4 separate regions of the Homo sapiens genome follow, and all the other regions are linked to region 3. The links are chromatin contacts, found by Hi-C or POLR2A ChIA-PET in ENCODE. All regions are on one chromosome and are shown on one strand. The core of a region is the stretch at or near the end of the contact, and the rest is flanking DNA. Distances in the headings are between cores, read along the strand shown.

Region 1 (4,697 bases), core at 2,198-4,697, 560 kb after region 3:
GGAAAATCCCCTACTATTTCATCACTCTCACCCAGGGAGCATCTGGTGATGCCTGGAAACATTTTTGGTTGTCAAAATTGGGCTGGTTGAGGGAGGACTGCTATTGCTATCTAGGGGCAGAGGCCAAGAGTGCTGCCAAACACCCTGCAGTGCACAGGCCAGCCTCCCACAGCAAAGACATACAGCCTAAAACGTCAACAGTGCCAGTGCTGAGAAACCTTGTCACCACTGTGAGCAAAAAACATTTCAGTGTATATCTTTCAATTTTTTTCCCTGTAATCTTTTAAAAAGTAATTTATAACCTTATCATACATTTAATACCCATTTGTTTCATTAAAGCTTATGGCATAAATATTGCCCATCTTACTGCATGGTATTCATAAGCATCTTATTTAACAGTTCCATAATATTTAATCCCTCTATTGTTAGGTATCAGATTGTTGCCAATTTTTTAAAATATCATAAGTATTTGTGTGTTCAGCAAATATTCGTTGAGTGCCTACTGTGTGCCAGGGCCCCAGGCTAGGCCCTGAGGATAGATTTTCCCAAATAGTGTTGCTGATCAAAGAAAAAGAACATTTTTCTGGTTCTCAACACATGTTGATAATTGGTACTGTTACACTGTATTTTCACCCATTGTTTAAAAAATATTATTTTTTTGCTAATTTGAAAGATCTGATCATTTTTTGGTCTGTTTATGTCACTGGTTTCTTATCAACCTGTATGAGTCCTTCATGTTAAAAGATAAAAAGGTTAAGTGAAATAACATGAGTCATCATCCTCTTGCCAGTGTTAGGTACCTATTTTTTTATTTCTTTCCTTTCCGTCTATCCTGTAGATGTGGAATAGCGATGGCATTCAGGCCTGTGAGGTCACATTTGCTAAAATGGGGCTGCAGCATCTATCAGACTATCTTTTCCTTGGGCCAGAGTTAACTGTACAGTTATAAAATATTACTTATAAAATATAAATATTACTTATAAAATATTTTATAACTGTACAGTTATAAAATATTAATGTGATATTTTATGATTATTGTATTATAAACACAAATTCACTTACTAGGCAGAAGAAAACTTAAAATACCCCTAATGCCAAGCAAAGCATTATAACCATATGGGAATAAAACAAAGGGACATTAAATCTAGTCATGGATTACAACTAATTTTGCCAATGTTTATGGCCTACTCTGGTGGAGTTCTTGTCCTTTAATGAATTTGGTTGAAATTTTTAGGAGTAATAAAGGCTTCCTGGAGGGTGATGGATTAGATCCAATATTTACTTAATTTCTTATCAAACCCTCTCTTCCACAGCTCCATTTCCTTGGGGTGCAGCTGTCATTAGTGAGGGACGAAAAGGCAGAATACAAAGATCATGTAAATACACACATGTTCTTTAACCTCTAAACCTCATATCAGGGCAGTTGGTCTAAGAGAAGAAGACTGACATCTTCTTCAGGTAAGAATTATGACCATATGTGAATTCCCATATCCGAATGGAGACATTTAAAGAGCAATGAAATGTAAACTGGGGAAGAAGTGATGGCTCATTCAGGTTGGGGAAGTGGGTTTGTCCCTGGGGGAAGCCCAGTATAACACTATGGAACTAATACTACTTCTCTATCTTCCAAGGGTAGGATGGGTAGGAGGATGAGATAGAGAAAAAGTTAAGCAGCCAGGAGCAGTGGCTCATGCCTGTAATCCCAGCACTTTGGGAGGCCGAGGCAGGCGGATCACCTGAGGTCAGGAGTTCGAGATCAGCCTGGCCAATATGGTGAAACCCCATTTCTACTAAAAATACAAAAATTAGCTGGGCGTGGTGGCAGGTGCCTGTAGTCCCAGCTACTCGGGAGGCTGAGGCAGGAGAATCACTTGAACCCGGGAGGCAGTGAGCTGAGATTGCACCACTGCACTCCAGCATGGGCAACAGAGTGAGACTCTGTCTCAAAAAAAAAAAAAAAAAGACAAAAAAAACCGGTTAAACTTCCTTTCTCAAAAGTAGGAGCAAGAGGCCTGCATGGTGGCTCCCGCCAGTAATCCCAGGACTTCTGGAGCCTGAGGAGGGAGGATCGCCTGAGGCTAGGAGTTCGAGAACAGCCTGGGCAACATAACAAGAGCCCCATCTCTACAAAAACAAAAAAAAAATTCTTAAGTAGGATCAAAGATTAAGACAGTTGATTTATTAAACCTCTACTAAGTGACCAAACTTTATTAAACTCCATGAAACCCCATGCCCAACCTCCTTCTCAGTCACACTGAGACACTCTTGTACATTTTCCACATGGGGTTTCAATTCCCCACAGTATTTCTGTGACTTCCTTGAAGACCACACTCTAACTGCTGTCATGTGGCCTCTGCCTACCTACTTTTACTGAGAAAGGCTAAGTTTTTCTTCAGAGTATCATAGTTCTCCTTAAATACTGTTGACGACTGTCATTGTCAACTGATACATCCTTTCTGGAAAGCATTTTCAGTTTTCTTCAAAAGGCCTTTAAAATATTCAGGCTCTTTGACTAAGTAGTTACACTTCTAAGTTTACTTGAAGGAAACAATCAGCAATATTCCAGAGATATATATGCAATGAGTTCAGTGAATGGCTAAGACAGAACCACTGTAAATAACCTTTATACCCAACAGTGAGGAATTAATTTCATTTAGTTACCCAATCTAATCGAATGCAGCAATGAAAACATTTTTTAGAAGGTTATTTAATTCATAGAAAAGCATCCACAGTAAATTTTTTTCAAGTATTAAAAAAAGAGGTAGAACAATGGTACTTTTACTCCTTGTGTTATAAGACAAACCCAGACTGAACTTTGACATAGGCCAAGGTCAATGTGTCTAAGAAATGTTTTATTATACTATTTTTATTCTTAGGCTCCTCCATTCCTCTTTTAGGACTCCTTTGGGTTCTCAGAATGGACAGAGCAAATAAATTCCGTTCAGGGATCCTGGACCTGCTTAGCGCAGGAAGAGACTTACTTAGATGCTGCAGCTGGGATAACTTACACAAGTCATGTTACTAGCAAGCAGCTGGCGGTGGACTTGGACCCGTGTCCAGACCTCCAGCCTAGCATCAGAGCTATATTCTGAACACACAGTCGCATAAGAATGACTACCTATCCTATACTACCTATCTTATTTATTTTTAGAGGTATAAATTATTTTTAGAGCAAAACTGAATCGCGCCTGGAGGAAGGCCAGATGCATTGCCTGTTCTTATTAACCCCAACAGGTAATTGGCTCTACTGCCCCCTAGACCATCGCGTTCCCTTTCCCTTCTCCTCTCTCCATCCCAAAGAAAGGGTGTAGAGACCCTCCGTCCTAAAGTGCCCAGCGAGCTAGCCAGAGATACTGGGCCGTGGGCACCCGCGGAGGAACAACGCTCCCTACCTGCAGGCGGACAGAAGCGCGGCTGGTGCGGAGCCTCGGGAAGCTGCGCAGAACTGGGGCCGCGCGGGACGCGCCAGCTGCTCAGCGTTGCGCCAGGCCCGGAGGCGGGGTCCCGCCCACCTCTGCCCAAGGCAGCAAATCCAGTTTGCCGGGCGTTGGACTTTCCTGACCTTCGGTGAAATCGGCGGAAGCTTTCAGTTTAGGTATCTAGTGTTGGTGTCCTAGGAATAAAGCTGTGTATAGAAATGAAACAGAAAGTGAAACATGTCAGTCCAGTTTTCTTGTAAATGAGATTTTCACCGGGAAGAGTTTCGAAGATTAAAGCAAATCCACATTTAGTATGTTATTAATAAAAAAAGAAATTTACAACAAGCCAACATCTGAACGCACCTTGATTTTACCTTCAGAGGGGTAAGAGCTTAAGGTTACCCCTTAACCTTTATCAGAAAGGCGTCCCCCTTTCTGATAAAAGCCTCTTCAAGGTGACTGAACATCTTGACATAACTTGATATAACTCTACAACATATAAAAAGTCAGCAGCAGACCCATATGGCTTTGGTTTTTATTCTAGAAAGTAGGTGTGTGTGTGTGTGTATGGGTGTATAATAGGAAATATATTTTTAAATCGTGGATTCTGTGACTTCCTCAAAGTTCCTCGACATAATGAAACTTCATTTGCTTTGTCATTAAAAGAACTTCCCATCCCGAGCTACATCTTTTAAGAATGCTCAGGGTCCCTGATATTCTGCCACCCTAAGGATTAAGGCTGCGGAAGCCTATTCTAGGTGAGGGTTAAGAAAGCCCTTTTGAAAGCTTTGGGTTAGTGAATGGGCCCAAGATGACAGACGATGGTGTCATAATTTACTTAAGTATTATCCCGCGCTGAACTTCTAGGTGCTCTCTTTTCTCGAACTCCTTGACCTCAAGTGATCCGCCAAAGTGCTGATATTACAGGCTTGAGCCACCGTGCCTGTGTGCTCCCTTTTCTTTTTTTTCTCTTTTTCTAAATTGAGAAATTGGACTCTTCGTTGTTTGCCTTTCCTTCTTATTCATTTCAACTGCAGTTCAAAATACTGCATAATGAATGAATATTGAGATAGCCCTTGCATTGGTTATGACATTTGCTTCCAAAATAAGAATTTTCACATTCTGATTGTATCACAGATTTTTATTTTTATCTGGGAAATTATTGAGGCTGACACTGCCTTGATTTGGCAGGAGCATGGAGTTCTCTTTGGCCCCAATAAAATTGCAATAGGGTTTGGGCCCAGCTCAGATGTTCCTTCTTTCAAATCACTTTTGAGG
Region 2 (4,743 bases), core at 1,174-3,673, 670 kb after region 3:
TCCCTTTTAAAACTGCTTTTGCTGCATCCCATAGGTCTTGGTATATTGTGTTTCCAATGTTATTTGTCTCAAGATATTCTGTAATTTCCTTTTTTTTGTTTCTGTTTTGACACATTTGTTGTTCAAGAGCATTTTGTTTAATGTCCGTATATTTTTCCTGTTATTGATTTAAGTTTCATACCATCTTGGTCAGGAACAATATTTGATGTGATTTTGATCTTAAATTTATTATGACTTGTTTTGTGCCCTACCAAATGGTCTATCCGGGAGAATGTGCACTAGAGAAAAATGCGGATTCTGCTGTTGGATAAAATGTTCTGCATGTATCTGTTACGGCCATTTTGTCTACAGTGCAATTCAGTTTCAATATTTCCGTATTAATTTTCTGTGTCTTTGATCTGTATGTTGTTGAGAGTGGAGTATTAAAGTCCTCTCTCATTACTGTAGAAGAATCCAGTAGACATGGGTTGGAACCCCACCTCCAGCATGTGACAGCTGTATGCATGGACATATTTGTTGTTTCTCCTTAAAAAGGTTTCCTTTTTGTTTAAAGGACATGAAATGCCTTTTAGTTGTGCCTGTAAAGACTGTGAATCTTGCATTTGCCTGTGATCCTTAGCAGTAGGGTAAGCCCACATCTGGCATATGTGCTGGCCAAAATTACCCTGAACAACTCTCAATCTGTTTCTTCTTTCTGTAAAATGGAAAAGTGGCCACTGTACTGGACAGTTTTAAGGACTCTGTAAAACCATGTAGGCAACATAAAATTTCAAAACATCCCTGGACACTTTGGGAGGCCGAGGCAGGTGGATCACCTGAGGTCAGGAGTTCGAGACCAGCCTATCCAACATGGTGAAACCCAGTCTCCACCAAAAATACAAAAATTAGCCGGGTGTGGTGGTACATGCCTGTAATCCCAGCTACTTGGGAGGCTGAGGCAAGAGAATCGCTTGAATCTGGGAGGTGGAGGTTGCAGTGAGCCGAAATTGCACCATTGCACTCCAGCCTGGGTGACAAGAGCCAAATTCTGTCTCAAAAAAATCACCCAAAAACAAACAAAAAACTCTGGAAATTTACATTTTTAATGAGCAATTAATTTGGAGTACAGCCTAGCACGTGGATTGTTTTTACAAGGACTGTTAACCCACGAAAATATTTTCAAACCTCAGTTTTGAGAGGCCTTTCTCAAACTGTGTGTTTTAGTGAAAATCCATTTAAAATCATTAATTGCCTCTAACCATCTCATAGCTTTGGTCAGGTATTTTTTGAAGAATTACACATTGCTTGGCATTTGACCAATGTTAAGTGGGCCTACTGAAATCACCAGCAATCTAGAAATTAGAATTACTTGATTCCATAGTTATGTTTGTAACTAAGAGATTGTTATTATTTTATTTCAAAGCTACCATAACGTCCTGCATGTCTCCAGTTTATCTGATGGAGCTGAACTAATCTGAGTATATTATGAACACAAGCAAGTAAGTTATTTTTAAAAATGAACCTATTTGTACTAAAAATTTACAGGTAGAAGGGTCGTCTACTAACCATATTATCTAGAACTGTGTGGATCTTTAAAATGCTAAATTAGGTGGTGGTAATAAAAAAAGAATCACCTCTAACCAGGTGCAGCAAACACAAAATACAGTAAACAAATGAACATATCCTTGTGCTGTAATTTGTTATCAAAATATTATTTCTGGGAATGTGGGATGTCCACTGCTTTTTTTCCCCTTCTTCTTTCTCTTCTTCTTTTCTCTCTCTCTTTCTCTCTCTCTGTGTGTGTGGTGTGTTCTCCAGTCTCCAGAGACATAGACTAGAATTTTAAATTAAAATATTTAGACAACTAGTTACAATCAAACTTCTCCCACAGGAGTGGAAGGAAAGTCCAATGGAGAAATTGTTTTGTAAATTAAAGACATTACTGCACAAGCCTAAAATGATGTTACTGGGGATTTTAATCTTTTTACCTGGATTCAGATTAAAAGTCATCAGTTTTCCCTCTCATCAACAATTTATTCATTCATCCATTATATTTTTATGGATTGATATGCCCAACATTATACTAATTAATCCAATTTATAAGGTAATCTATAATCCTATTTAGGTTAGAAGGGTTTTTGGCAAATGTTCACTCTGGAAAACTGGGTTGTAAGAATATTGGCGATCTCAATTTTATTTCTGTGTATGTAAAAAGAAAGGCTTCATATCTAAAATAACTTTACCTAAGTATACAAAGTTGTTTCAGGGTAACAAAAGAGCGAAAAACAAAACTGTAAAAGGGCCAAGGACAGAGGAATGGGCAAATGAAGGAAGGGCGGAGAGGCAGAACAAGAGCTGAAGGAGAAAATTCTGTGGAGGGGTGTGGGAAAGGGGTGGAGCTGGCAACCTTGCCTTAAAAGCTGAGTGATAGCCCATACTAAAGACTGGTTGAGCCGGGTAGGGAAAGCAGCCTAAAGCCCGGGACAGGCACACAGGCCCAGGTGTGTAGGCCACAGCAGCCGCAGTCCTGAAAGGCTGCAACACCCAGACCTCCAGGAGAGACCAGGCCCAGGATGCCTCGCCTGTTCTTGTTCCACCTGCTAGAATTCTGTTTACTACTGAACCAATTTTCCAGAGCAGTCGCGGCCAAATGGAAGGACGATGTTATTAAATTATGCGGCCGCGAATTAGTTCGCGCGCAGATTGCCATTTGCGGCATGAGCACCTGGAGCAAAAGGTCTCTGAGCCAGGAAGATGCTCCTCAGACACCTAGACCAGTGGCAGGTGAGAGCTCCCGCCCCCTCCCGGCCTTCCCGCGCTTCCCATTGGTTACTCTGGGGCGGCCGCCCAATTGGAACGGCGGCCTGCACGTCCGACTCGAGATCTCATTGGCTGCCACCGCTCAGCCCCTACTCAGCCGTGGCTGGTCCCTAAAGTTTGGGCTTTTCCTTTGCCAGGTGATTTTATTCAAACAGTCTCACTGGGAATCTCACCGGACGGAGGGAAAGCACTGAGAACAGGAAGCTGCTTCACCCGAGAGTTCCTTGGTGCCCTTTCCGTAAGGCAGTCAGAGCGACGGGGTGGAAAGGGAGGGGAAGCCTCAGAGGAGGTGACGCCGCCCGGAGACCCGCAGGAGGCCGGGCGCACTCCTGCACCCCACAGGAAAGCCAGGCGGCCAGACAGCGGGCGTGCTGGTGGGGGCACCTGAACAGGGCTTCTCGGATAGAGAGGAGAGGGGACAAACACTGAGGCGGCGCGCTAGTTATCAAGCCTGTTTGCGCGCCTGTAGGACGGGGCAACACTCTGAGGTCTCTGTGAGGGTCCCGTGATGGGAAGACAGGAAGGGCCTTACACTTAATGACTCTCCTAGTCCAGAAGTTGGGCTGTGGCCTTTGCCATTGGAAACGTTCTTTAAAATAAACAAACAGAAAATCCCAAAGGAAAGAGTCTGACCTCCCGCTTCTTTGATCTGGGTATTGAAGTTCATTTGTGAGGCAGGGGATGGAAGAGAAAGGAAAGGCTTGAATGCCTTTAGGAGAAACTCAAGAGGACCAGAGACAAGGAAAGCAGGCCGTTCAGACCATCATAGCTGAAGACCCTACTGATGCTTTCAAGCATTTGGAAGCTGCAGTGGGTTTGCTTTAAAGGCAAGCTCTTAGAGTTGAGTACAGCTCAATCTGAAATGGCTTTTAAAAATATTTTAGTATTTATAAAGTAGCAGTGGAAACTCATGGAGGTATATACTAGTCTAAGAAGTGTAACGGGTCATATTAAATTCAGAGAAAGTAACCGCAGTTGCAAATACTAAGTGTTTTGTATTAGTATGACATGTAATTTATGATAAACCGCAACTAAATTTTATAGGCTATATGCATATACTATATATAAATGACTCTAACAGAAATACATTTACTTCTCTTTTATGAGATTTAAAGTATGCTTCTAAAGTTATTTACTTTTCTACATTGTTAGAGTTTGATTTATTTAATGGCAGTTTTTACATGACTTTTGTATAACATTAGTACAAAAATACCACAACGTCTAGGAATTTAGTGATAAAAAGTAGAGAAGACCGGATTGCATTGCATTTGCTTTATTATTCCACATTTTCTGACTATAAAAGTAGTAATGCTCATATTAAAGACAAATGTACATTAATGCAGCGTGAAAAATGAGAAGCACTCGTAGATATTAAGGACTTTGAAAAGTATATGTGAATTTTATGAGAAAATGAAATTATATTAAACAAGTAAGTGGAAAGAAATGTTAACATTTGGATAGGTATATGTATATATCTTTTGCATTTTCACTCACCATTATACTTTGAGCAGTTTCTCACATTGTTATTATCCCAAAACATAATTTGAAATTCCTGTGTAGTATTTTTGTCATAAATCTGCCACATAAACTTAAAGATTCTTTGGTGGATATTTAGTTTATTTCTAAATTGTTGCTGAAAATCATTAATCACATTTGTATATAGATATTTAGCTACACTTTTATTTCTTTAGAAGAGACATGAGATTTCAAAGTATTTTTAAAGAATTTTCTTTATTGCTATGCAGTATAATTTAACTGAAAGTAACCTCAGAAAATATTGCCTGCACGTGGGATTAAGATAAATGTTTACCGTTACTAGGTAGGAATCGCTTTGGAAGTACATGTCAGTAATTTGTGATTAATATGAGTTTTCAGACTTATACTGTTAGGTAATTGCTACTTGCTTTCACGTTATTACACTGTTAGATAACCATTTTATCTTAC
Region 3 (4,365 bases), core at 1,149-3,648:
TATTACTAATGGGGGAAAAAGGAAAATTAAGGACATTATGTATAGTATGATCACAATTTTTAGTATATTTAAGATAAATAAAGTATAGAAGAATGAATAGAAAAATCCCACCTCAAAGTATTAATAGAGGTTTTCTCTAGGTGGTAGGATTAAGTGGCAAATTTTCTCCTCACTTACCTATATTTTCTAATTTACCTACATACCTACAACCAACATATTTCTTGTTTTGTTTGTTTGTTTTGAGATGTAGTTTTGCTCTTGTTGCCCAAGCTGGAGTGCAATGGCACGATCTCGGCTCACTGCAACCTCCGCCTCCCAGGTTCAAGCAATTCTGCCTCAGCTTCCCGAGTAGCTGGGATTACAGGTGCGCACCACCACTCCCAGCTAATTTTTTGTATTCTTAGTAGAAACGGGGTTTCACCATGTTAGCCAGGCTGGTCTAGAACTCCTGACCTCAGGTGATCTGTCCACCTCAGCCTCCCAAAGTGCAGGGATTACAGGTGTCAGCCACCGTGCCCAGCCCATATTTCTTGTGTAATAGAGTTTCTTTTTTAAGATCAAGGACCCGATCCTACTTTCATTATAGTTAAGTTGCTATCATCTTGACCTCTTCATAACCTAGAGTTGAGGTTCCTTCTACTCACCCACACCTTTCTCTTTTATATAATCTTAATTAAGAAACCCTTTATCAACATTTCTAGCAATTCCCTACACTTTTATGTATGAGGAATTAGAAATTCTGCCAGATGACTTGGAATTAGGCACCTGGAGTTTTTGAAGTATGACAGACCTAGATTTTAACTTTGTTTAACAACTTTCTTAAACTAAGAGGCAGTTTCCTCATCTGAAAAATAAGGTTAATACCTAGCTGATAGGCTTGTTGTGAGATTAAAGGAGACAATGAATATAAAGTGCTTAGTGGCACAGGGTTCAATAATGTAAGCTAATATTGTCCAAGAGTCATGAAATAGAGCTGATGACTAAAGAGGAGTAGAGGATGTTTGCTTGGGTACGTTGGGCTTCAGATTCCTGGGCTTTGTCGAAAGAAAGGAGGAATGTCTAGTCAGACACACGTTTTGGTTGCCAGGTGCTGAAGTAAGACTGATCCCTGCATTTTTCTTTCTGTGAGCTGAGGTTCTGTGGACTCTTCAGAGTCCACAGACTCTTCTCTGAGGGGAGAGAACCCTGTAAATGCGTTATATATTACAAATGTCTGATGAGAGGAGACCTCGAATACTAGATAAAAGGTATGTGTGGAGGACAGTGTGAATACCCTAACAGAGCGTTCCCGCTTCACTATTTTACTTAAGAGTGATACTTAACTTACTGGACAAAAACAGCTTTGAGGTTAAAAAAAAATTTTATCACTGCTTTAAAGTTCACATTAATGAGAAGTAAACAATTGCAAGAGTCAGAGTATCCTAATCATTTAGTTATACACATTTTACTTTTAAAATGCATGATTTCTGTAATTTTGTTTTTGTGTTTAGGTAATTCTAGGTTTTAACGAGGGTTCTGTGTACCTAGAAAAAATAATATGTGCGTCTTTCAAATAGAACATGAGGAAATAGTAGTATTTGCTTTATGGAACCATGAATTCCTACCTCCCAACTAATTTTAAGTAACATGTAAACCAATGTGAATGATGAGTCCACTTTTTAGTCATTAAACAGTAATTGTAAAATGTAGTGAGATTATCAGCCCATGCAAACAACTGTTTAATGCTGTACAACTCAGACATGAACTATTTTGACTGTTTTCAGTCCCAAGAATTTGTTTAAATGAGGTTCCATTCTCTTTATTCTTAACAGATCTCAAGAATCGGGAGGGTGGAAATTTGTAACTGAAAACATGGAATTAGTTCCAAAATATGAATTGATGTTAAGAGCTGGGGTTCTAAAAATCACTTCCTTTTCTTCTGCATGTGAACGTATGGTCGAGTCCTTAAACTTTCTTTCTAAACTTCTCAAAATTCTGGTTATATATAGAAGACCCGCAGTCACAAGGGAGAAAGGGTGGGAACAGAATGTAAATTTTATAGTAGAGAAGATTTACATTTTGCGCTTTCTCACTATTCATTTGCCATTAACAAAGGTTATCTAGCAACTTTAATTTTAGTTTGGGGGGCTAACACGGGTCTTGCAAAAGAAGTTTCCTCTTGAAGCACTTGCTTTAAAAAAAGCCTTTTGGCCACCTTCCCAGGCGGTAGCGAATTAAGCTGCGCAGGCGCCTTGCTTCCCCCTCCATCAACATGTTCGATTGGCCTACGATTGATTACATCATTGGTCCGCGCAACCCTAGCAGGCTTCTGGGCCTGTAGCTGAGCCGAAGCTCTTCCTTTTGCGTAGCGGGGCGGGGCACGATGGTGGCGGGGGGGGAGGGGGGAATTGTTCTACTACGCATGCGCACCGGGGATGGCGACAGGGCCTCTTTCTTTGCTTCTCTCCACAGCTCTTCCCAGCCGGGGGGCTGAGTGCCCTCCCCCTTCTCTCCCTGCCCCTCCCCTTTCTCCCCCCTCACCGCCCAGCGGGGCTTCTAACTGACAGTTGTCGCCGGGCCCCGTCCGTGCACCGCCTCCTTCTGCCCGTGTCCCCCGCAGGTAGAGGGGGGCGGGAGGGGGTGTGAGGGAGAGGAGGAGCCGGAGCCGCCGCTGCGGCCCCCTCCGGGGAGGGGAGAGGAGAACCCCCTTCCTCCTCGCCCCCTCCCAGCCCCCCGCTGGCCCGGGAGGGGGTGGGGCGCCGAGGCCGCGGCGACCCGGCAGGGCCTGGCCGGTGAAGAGCAGGCGGGCGGGGTGCGGAGGGGTGAGGCCGGCGAGGGCCGTGCGCGCGCCGCCGCCGGGGGGGAGGGGAGAGGAGGGCACCTAGGCTCTCCTCTTCTCTCCCCCCTCCTCGCGCGCCATGTAACCCCGCCCCGCCGGCGGTGAGCTCAAGACCCCCGCGCGCACCGAGCCGAGCCGGCGGCTGAGGAGAGCCAGGCCCGATGTGGCGGGGGCTACGCGCCGCGGCCGAGCCGTGAGGAAGCGGCTCGCGCTCACGCGTCCCCCAGCACCTCGAGCGGCTGTTCCACACCGCCCAGCCTAGGCCTGCCGGGGCATGAGTGTGCCCGGGACGCCGGGAGCGATGGAGCCGGCTGGGGAGGAAGAGCGGCCGCCACCGGCGGCCGAAGGAGAGGACGACGAGGAGGAGGTGGCAGCGGCGGCCCAGACCTCAGGGCCGGCCCACGGAAGGAGTGCCTCCTCGCTGGAGGACGCGGACGATCAGGAGGAAGAGATGGAGGCGATGGTGATCGGAGGCGGTTGCTGCAAGGAGCAGGAGCTGACCTACGAGCTACAGCAGGGCTACCGCATCCTGGGCGAGTTCCTGCAGGAGAAGCACCGGGGCCTCACCGCCCCCTTTCTGCAGCCCTTGGGGGGCGTTGCCACCGCGGAGGAGGAGGTGGCGGAAGGGCCGCGCAGCGGGGGCCGGGGCGGTCGCGCCTTCCCGCAGCAGCCCGGACAGGGCATGTGTCTGCTGCAGATGGAAGAGAAGTTCGCCAGCGGCCAGTACGGGGGCATCACCGAGTTCGTGGCGGACTTCAGGTTGATGCTGGAGACGTGCTACCGCCTGCACGGAGTGGACCACTGGATCTCCAAACAGGGCCAGAAGCTGGAGATGATGCTGGAGCAGAAGTTAGCGCTTCTCTCTCGGTAAGCGAGCCCGGTCCCCGGTGGGACTGACAGACTGACACAAACACACACTCACACGTGCCCGAGGATGGGCTGGGCCAGGGGCCTGGGGGCGGCGCTGATAGGTGCTGAGTCGGTGCTGGAGAAGCCCGGGAGGAGGAGCGGCGCTGGGCGGGGACCGGAGGGGTGTGGTGGGTGTGGGCCGAACCCGGCTTGCGCGTAGACTGAGAAGGAAACCCGAGTCTGCAGCGCTGAAGAGCTGGGTATAGTTTGCAGATGTAAAATGGAATGGGTCCCGTAGGAAGAATTGCACGTGTAGGCAGAGGAACAGTTTTTGTGGGATGGAAGTTGGACCTGCAACTTTTAGACAGTTTTAGCATGACATTTAAAACAGCGTTTAGGATGAAATATCTCTAGAAAAATAATTTTGGCTTATGTAAAAAGGTGTCTTAAACCATTAAAAAATAATTTTATCATTTACTACCCATGTCGGTCATCGAAGATTTATGGAGTGTTACTAAATGGTTAATGGTTACTTTTGCATACTACTGATCTTTTCTCTCCGTTTCATCTGAGGACACCCAATTTTTGCAATAATAGGGAATGCATCAACACACATTTTTTAAAGTTTATACATTTATGTTTATTCTACCAGAAATCATAGGCAAGTCAGATGATACTGTGCTCTTGGTATCCGCCAC
Region 4 (4,849 bases), core at 2,129-4,628, 670 kb before region 3:
AAAATAATTTCATCTTTGTAATGAAGAGGGTGGAGCATGGGGAGAAGGAAATCTTCCTGAACCAATTACAAAGACCTCATGTCGTGCGTGCATGGTTTAACAGCAAGTTTTTTCAGCATTTGCTTTCTTTTCCCTTTTTTTGTAAGCAAACAAACAAACAAACAAACTCTACTCTCTGCCTATTTATGCCTTCAGTAACTATTTATGAAGTATTTACGGCGTACAACTTAGTACATGTCTCAGTCTGTGGCAAATGATGGAAGCCTAGAAAACACATATGGACAAGGTCAATCCTCTACCCTTGAGACCACTGCAGTCTCATGGGGGAAATAAGACAGTTACATAAAATGTCATAGTGTAAAGTACAGTTTCTAGCATGCACATTTTTTGGTGGCACAGCACAAATTAAGTATTTTTTCTCATTTTTTATTTTGTTTTTTTGAGGCAGATTTTTGCTGTGTCACCCAGGCTTGAGTGCAGTGGCGCCATCTCAGCTCACTGCAACCTCCACCTCCCGGATTCAAGTGATTCTCATGCCTCAGCCACCCGAGTAGCTGGGATTACAGGCACCGCCACCATGCCCGGCTAATGCTTTTTGTATTTTTATTAGAGATGGGGTTTCACCATGTTGGCCAGGCTGGTCTCGAACTCCTGACCTCAGGTGATCCACCCGCCTCGGCCTCCCAAAGTGTTGGGGTTACAGGCATGAACCACCATGCCTGGACAGAAATTAAGTCTTACTAAGAGGCATTTTAGGCCGGGCGCAGTGGCTCACGCTTGCAATCCCAGCACTTTGGGAGGTCAAGATGGGTGGATCACCTCAGGTCAGGAATTCGAGACCAGCCTGACCATTATGGCGAAACCCTTTCTCTACTAAAAATACAAAAATTAGCCACGCGTGGTGGCAGGCACCTATAATCCGAGCTACTCAGGAGGCTGAGGCTGGAGAATTGCTTGAACCTGGGAGGCGGAGGTTGCAGTGAGCCGAGATCGCGCCACTGCACTCCAGCCTGGGCAACAGAGCGAGACTCCCTCTCAGAAAAAAAAAAAAAAAAAAAAAAAAAGAGGCATTTTACTATTTTATATTGGGTAAGCATGGAAAAGGAGGCAAACTAATTTATTTGAGTGTGTAGAGAAGAAAAAGCAAGTTTTCCTTAACCATGGTAAGGTTCATGGCTGAGACTCCTATAACAAAATACAGATTAACAAGAGAAAAGCATACAAATTTGTGTAATATAAGTTTTACATGATGGGGAGTCTTCCTAAGGAAATGACCCAAAGAAAAGTCTGTGTACTTTTATGCATAGGTTTGAGAAAGTGGATAGTTGTGCAGAAGTATGATTGAACAAAGCGGGTATGATCTCACGGTAATAAATTGGGGGCATGAGATTAGCAAGACCTGTTTGTTCAGATTATTCTTGGTGTCCCTGTGTGACATTCCTTCCACCCTGATATAGGGCAGGACACCTGCCACATGAGGGTTTTCAAGAGAGATAAGAGGATGACCTTCCTAGGCTTTATGGCCTGCTTCAGAGACGGGTGAGGGAGATGTGACAGTGGCCTTCCAGTATATGCTGTTTTCTCAACTTCCAAGGTGCTATGTTTGGGGGTTGGGTTTCCTATGCCATATCAGTGCTTACAGTATGACAAGCAGCATGATGAGTGCTTTACAAAGCCTGCACTACATGTCAGGTAGTTTTTACTCATTTGTAAAATGAGCAATCTTCATTTTAGAAAGACTGACCAAAGGCCCAGTCATACAGATAGACGGTAGAATCCGGAATTGAAACTAGCTTCCTAAGCTACAATGGAGTGAAGCAAAAAAAGGAACTAAAACTAGGTCTAGGCTGGTAGGCTGGGTGCAGTGGCTCACGCCTGTAATCCCAACAATTTGGGAGGCCGAGGCAGGTGGATCACGAGGTCAGGAGATCGAGACCATCCTGGCTAACACGGTGAAACCCCGTCTCTACTAAAAATACAAAAAATTAGCCGGGCTTGGTGGCGGGCGCCTGTAGTCCTAGCTACTTGGGAGGCTGAGGCAGGAGAATCACTTGAACCCGGGAGGCGGAGCTTGCAGTGAGCCGAGATCGCGCCACTGCACTCCAGCCTGGGCAACAGAGCGAGACTCCGTCTCAAAAAAAAAAAAAAAAAGATTTTGAAGCATATGTTTCAACAGAGCAGATGGAGAAAGTTACGTCAAACGTCTTGAGAGGAGGACATGGAATGCCAAACACAAGGATCTAAAAACGGTAGTGGTGCTTTAATCCCACTGCCTTGGGACAGTGACGGAAATCAGGGACAAGAAGAAATACATTTCTTGAATTGGGCAGCTGAAAACCTAAAAAAATCGCTATCAAGTCCATTTATTTGTGTGTGTACATTTATTTATTTGTATTATTATTATTATTTGAGATGGAGTTTCGCTCTTGTTGCCCAGGCTGGAGTGCAGTGGCTCATCTCGACTCACTGTAAGCTCCGTCTCCCGGGTTCAAGCGATTCTCCTGCCTCAGCCTCCTGAATAGCTGGGATTACAGGCACGCACCACCACGCCCAACTAATTTTGTATTTTTAGTAGAGATGGGGTTTCTCCATGTTGGTCAGGCTGGTCTCGAACTCCCAATCTCAGGCGATCCGCCCACCTTGGCCTCCGAAAGTGCTCGGTTTACAGGCATGAGCCACTGCGCCCTGCCTGCATTATTATTTTTTAATGAGACGGGGGTCTCACTATGTTGCCCAGGCTGGTCAGTAACTCCTGAGCTCAAGCAATCCTCCTGCCTCGGCCTCCCAAAGTGCCATTTATATTTTATATACTCTAAAGGACCATGGGGCAGATACAGCACAGGCGGAAAGTCAGCTTTGAGTTAAGCCTGTTGGAGATGTAACAATACCAGGCAGAAACCCAGAAAGATGGGGCGTAGGGCTGGGTGCAGTGGCTCCCGCCTGTAAGCCCAGCACTTTGGAAGGCCAAGGCAGGCGGATCACTTGAGACCAGGAGTTGAGACCAGCCTGGGCAACATGGCGAAACCCCGTCTCTACCAAAAATATAAAATTAGCAGGGCGCTCACCTGGAGTCCCAGCTACTCAGGAGGCTGAAGTGGGAGGATCGCTTGAGCCCGGGAGGCGGAGCTTACGGTGGGCCGAGATCGCGCCGCTGCACTCCAGCCTGGGTGATAGAATGAGCCCCTGTCTCAAAGAAAAAAAGAAGGAAAAAAAAAAAAAAGAAATGGAAGCAGTGTAGGACCGAAGACGTCTGGGACGGAAGCTCACCCCCAGGAAGGCCTAGGGAGAGAGGCACCGGCGACGTGTCTGCACCACGCGTCACCGGCACGCGCGGTCCACACTCCAGCGCCGGGTCTCGCGAGAGCCCCAAGCGCGGAACCGAATCTGCAGGCGCGCCACTCTTTGCCTGCGGCACCCTTCCTCCAGTTCTCAGGGTGATGGTCGCGATAGTTGCACCAGCACATGAGGGCGAAAACCTCTTGTGCTGCCTCCCCGTGACTGCCAGTTCCCGGACCACGTTCTCCCCAAGAGCCCAAGAAGGGCAGACAGCCAGGCGCGCTTGGCTGGTCTCGGGAGGAGGAAGTGGCGGAAGTGGGATTTGGGAAACAATCCTGGAGTCGGTGTGCTACGCATGCGCCGAGGGAAGCGGCCAGGCGGGTGGAGGCGGTGACCGCGCGGAGGCACCGGCGGCCCAGAGGCTTATAGTCTCGCGCGCACAGCAGCGCGCTACGCGGCCATCACAGCACAGCCGATCCAGAGTCCAGTCACGTGACCCGCTCGTGGCAGTCCGTGTGGGGCACTGTAGTAGCATTTAGTGAGTCAGGCGAACCTAGCGGGCTGCCGCCCCAGATCAGTTTCTCCGTCAGATTCCATTTCTCCAGCGGCACCTGAACCGGCGCGGTCCTCTGCGTCTTCTTGCTCCCTGGGGATGGGGCCCGGAGCCCCCTTCTTCATAGAAGGGAAAGAGATTTGAGCAGGTGGAAGGAACAGGTGCCCAGGACGCTGTCCCGACGCCCACACGATGCGCTGAGACCTGAGCTTACCCTCGCGTGTCCCATCGTGCGGTGGTTCTGTCGCGGCCCTATGGGGAGGGACTCTGTCAGACGGGGACGTCACGAGGCGGCCTTGCCGGGCAGGGTATTGGGGGTACCGGCTCCATAGTTTAACTCCGCCTAGTAGTGACCGCGTCTTTTTGCGGTTTTCCTCAGTCCTGTGGCCGGAGACCTCTGCAGTCTCCCTCCCGCAATGGAGACGTCCTAGGAGGTCTTCTGTTTCCATGTTTAGGGAAATGGGAAACCTACATAGTTTAGTAACAAATTGAAAGAGTAGTCCAAAGTCTTCCAACAAAGAAGACTGCAAGCCACCATGGCTTCCCTGGCAAATTGAACGATATATAAGAGGAAAACATAATTCCAGTCTTTAATAGTTCCAGAATAAAAGGGGGAAGGAAGATGAAAGCGGGTAACACTTTTAAACTTTTTAATGGCCTAGCATAACCCTGATAGGAAAACCTGACGAGAACAGCGAATGGAAGGAAAAGTGTATGCAAGTTTTGCTCATGAGTCTAGACGGGAAACTCTGTAAGCAAAATATTAGCAAAATCTAGTATTATGTGAAAGGAATAATACCATAGCCAAGTTATGTGGTTTTTTGTTTTGTTCTGTTTTGTGGGGGTTTTTTTTTGAGACGTTTTGTTCTTTTTTTTTTTTTTTTTTGAAACCTCCACCTCCTGGATTCAAGTGATTCTCCTGCCTCAGCCTCCCGAGTAGCTGGGATTACAGGCGTGCGTCACCACGCCCGGCTAATTTTTTTTGTATTTTTAGTAGAGACGGTGGGGGGGTTTCACCGT

What was found. Hi-C counts contacts between places; a loop is a spot of excess contacts on that map. ChIA-PET counts read pairs that join two places held with the same protein, here RNA polymerase II (POLR2A). Pooled maps may share reads with other maps.
Region 1: a loop to region 3 is called in a map of CD8-positive, alpha-beta T cell, with 8 times the contacts of the local background. The contact joins the promoter of CD274 here to the promoter of BRD10 in region 3. A Hi-C loop is called at or near these places in 5 of 168 maps with a recorded cell type or tissue (CD8-positive, alpha-beta T cell, esophagus muscularis mucosa and naive thymus-derived CD4-positive, alpha-beta T cell), 2 of 37 single-sample maps with no recorded cell type and 20 of 50 pooled maps. POLR2A ChIA-PET finds 5 or more read pairs at or near these places in 2 of 52 experiments (CD4-positive, alpha-beta memory T cell and activated CD4-positive, alpha-beta T cell).
Region 2: a map of naive thymus-derived CD4-positive, alpha-beta T cell shows a loop between it and region 3 (6-fold over the local background). The contact joins the promoter of RLN1 here to the promoter of BRD10 in region 3. A Hi-C loop is called at or near these places in 1 of 168 maps with a recorded cell type or tissue (naive thymus-derived CD4-positive, alpha-beta T cell) and 4 of 50 pooled maps. POLR2A ChIA-PET finds 5 or more read pairs at or near these places in 1 of 52 experiments (OCI-LY7).
Region 4: a map of B cell shows a loop between it and region 3 (26-fold over the local background). The contact joins the enhancer-like site here to the promoter of BRD10 in region 3. A Hi-C loop is called at or near these places in 15 of 168 maps with a recorded cell type or tissue (B cell, CD4-positive, alpha-beta T cell, CD4-positive, alpha-beta memory T cell and 10 more), 13 of 37 single-sample maps with no recorded cell type and 32 of 50 pooled maps. POLR2A ChIA-PET finds 5 or more read pairs at or near these places in 13 of 52 experiments (A549, A673, CD4-positive, alpha-beta T cell and 10 more).

Annotation. Positions count from the first base shown.
Region 1 is chr9:5,449,292-5,453,988 of GRCh38, reverse strand. CD274 (CD274 molecule) reads right to left here and starts at 3,447. Exons shown (of 7, transcript NM_014143.4): 1 at 3,393-3,447. RefSeq lists enhancers at 3,171-3,330, 3,621-3,670.
Region 2 is chr9:5,337,556-5,342,298 of GRCh38, reverse strand. RLN1 (relaxin 1) reads left to right here and starts at 2,423. Exons shown (of 2, transcript NM_006911.4): 1 at 2,423-2,763. The coding sequence starts at 2,553. It also overlaps a transcript of RLN2 not described here.
Region 3 is chr9:6,006,515-6,010,879 of GRCh38, reverse strand. It overlaps BRD10 (bromodomain containing 10), which reads left to right and starts at 2,398. Exons shown (of 8, transcript NM_001017969.3): 1 at 2,398-3,685. The coding sequence starts at 3,093. It overlaps MIR4665 (microRNA 4665), which reads right to left and starts at 3,054; the gene lies at 2,976-3,054. RefSeq lists silencers at 2,331-2,850, 2,901-3,130, 3,321-3,480, 3,871-3,930 and enhancers at 2,368-2,867, 2,868-3,369, 3,501-3,730.
Region 4 is chr9:6,680,205-6,685,053 of GRCh38, reverse strand. No RefSeq gene overlaps it. Among named protein-coding and RNA genes, the nearest start is that of LINC02851, 22 kb to the left of the region's middle. RefSeq lists enhancers at 1,328-1,587, 3,156-3,275, 3,346-3,635, 3,101-3,849, 3,756-4,135. Within about 2 kb of position 3,378, at least 41 of the 41 ENCODE cell types and tissues checked have a DNase peak (open chromatin) inside an H3K27ac peak, as active enhancers do; they include A673, B cell, CD4-positive, alpha-beta T cell and 8 more, where a contact is called at or near this core.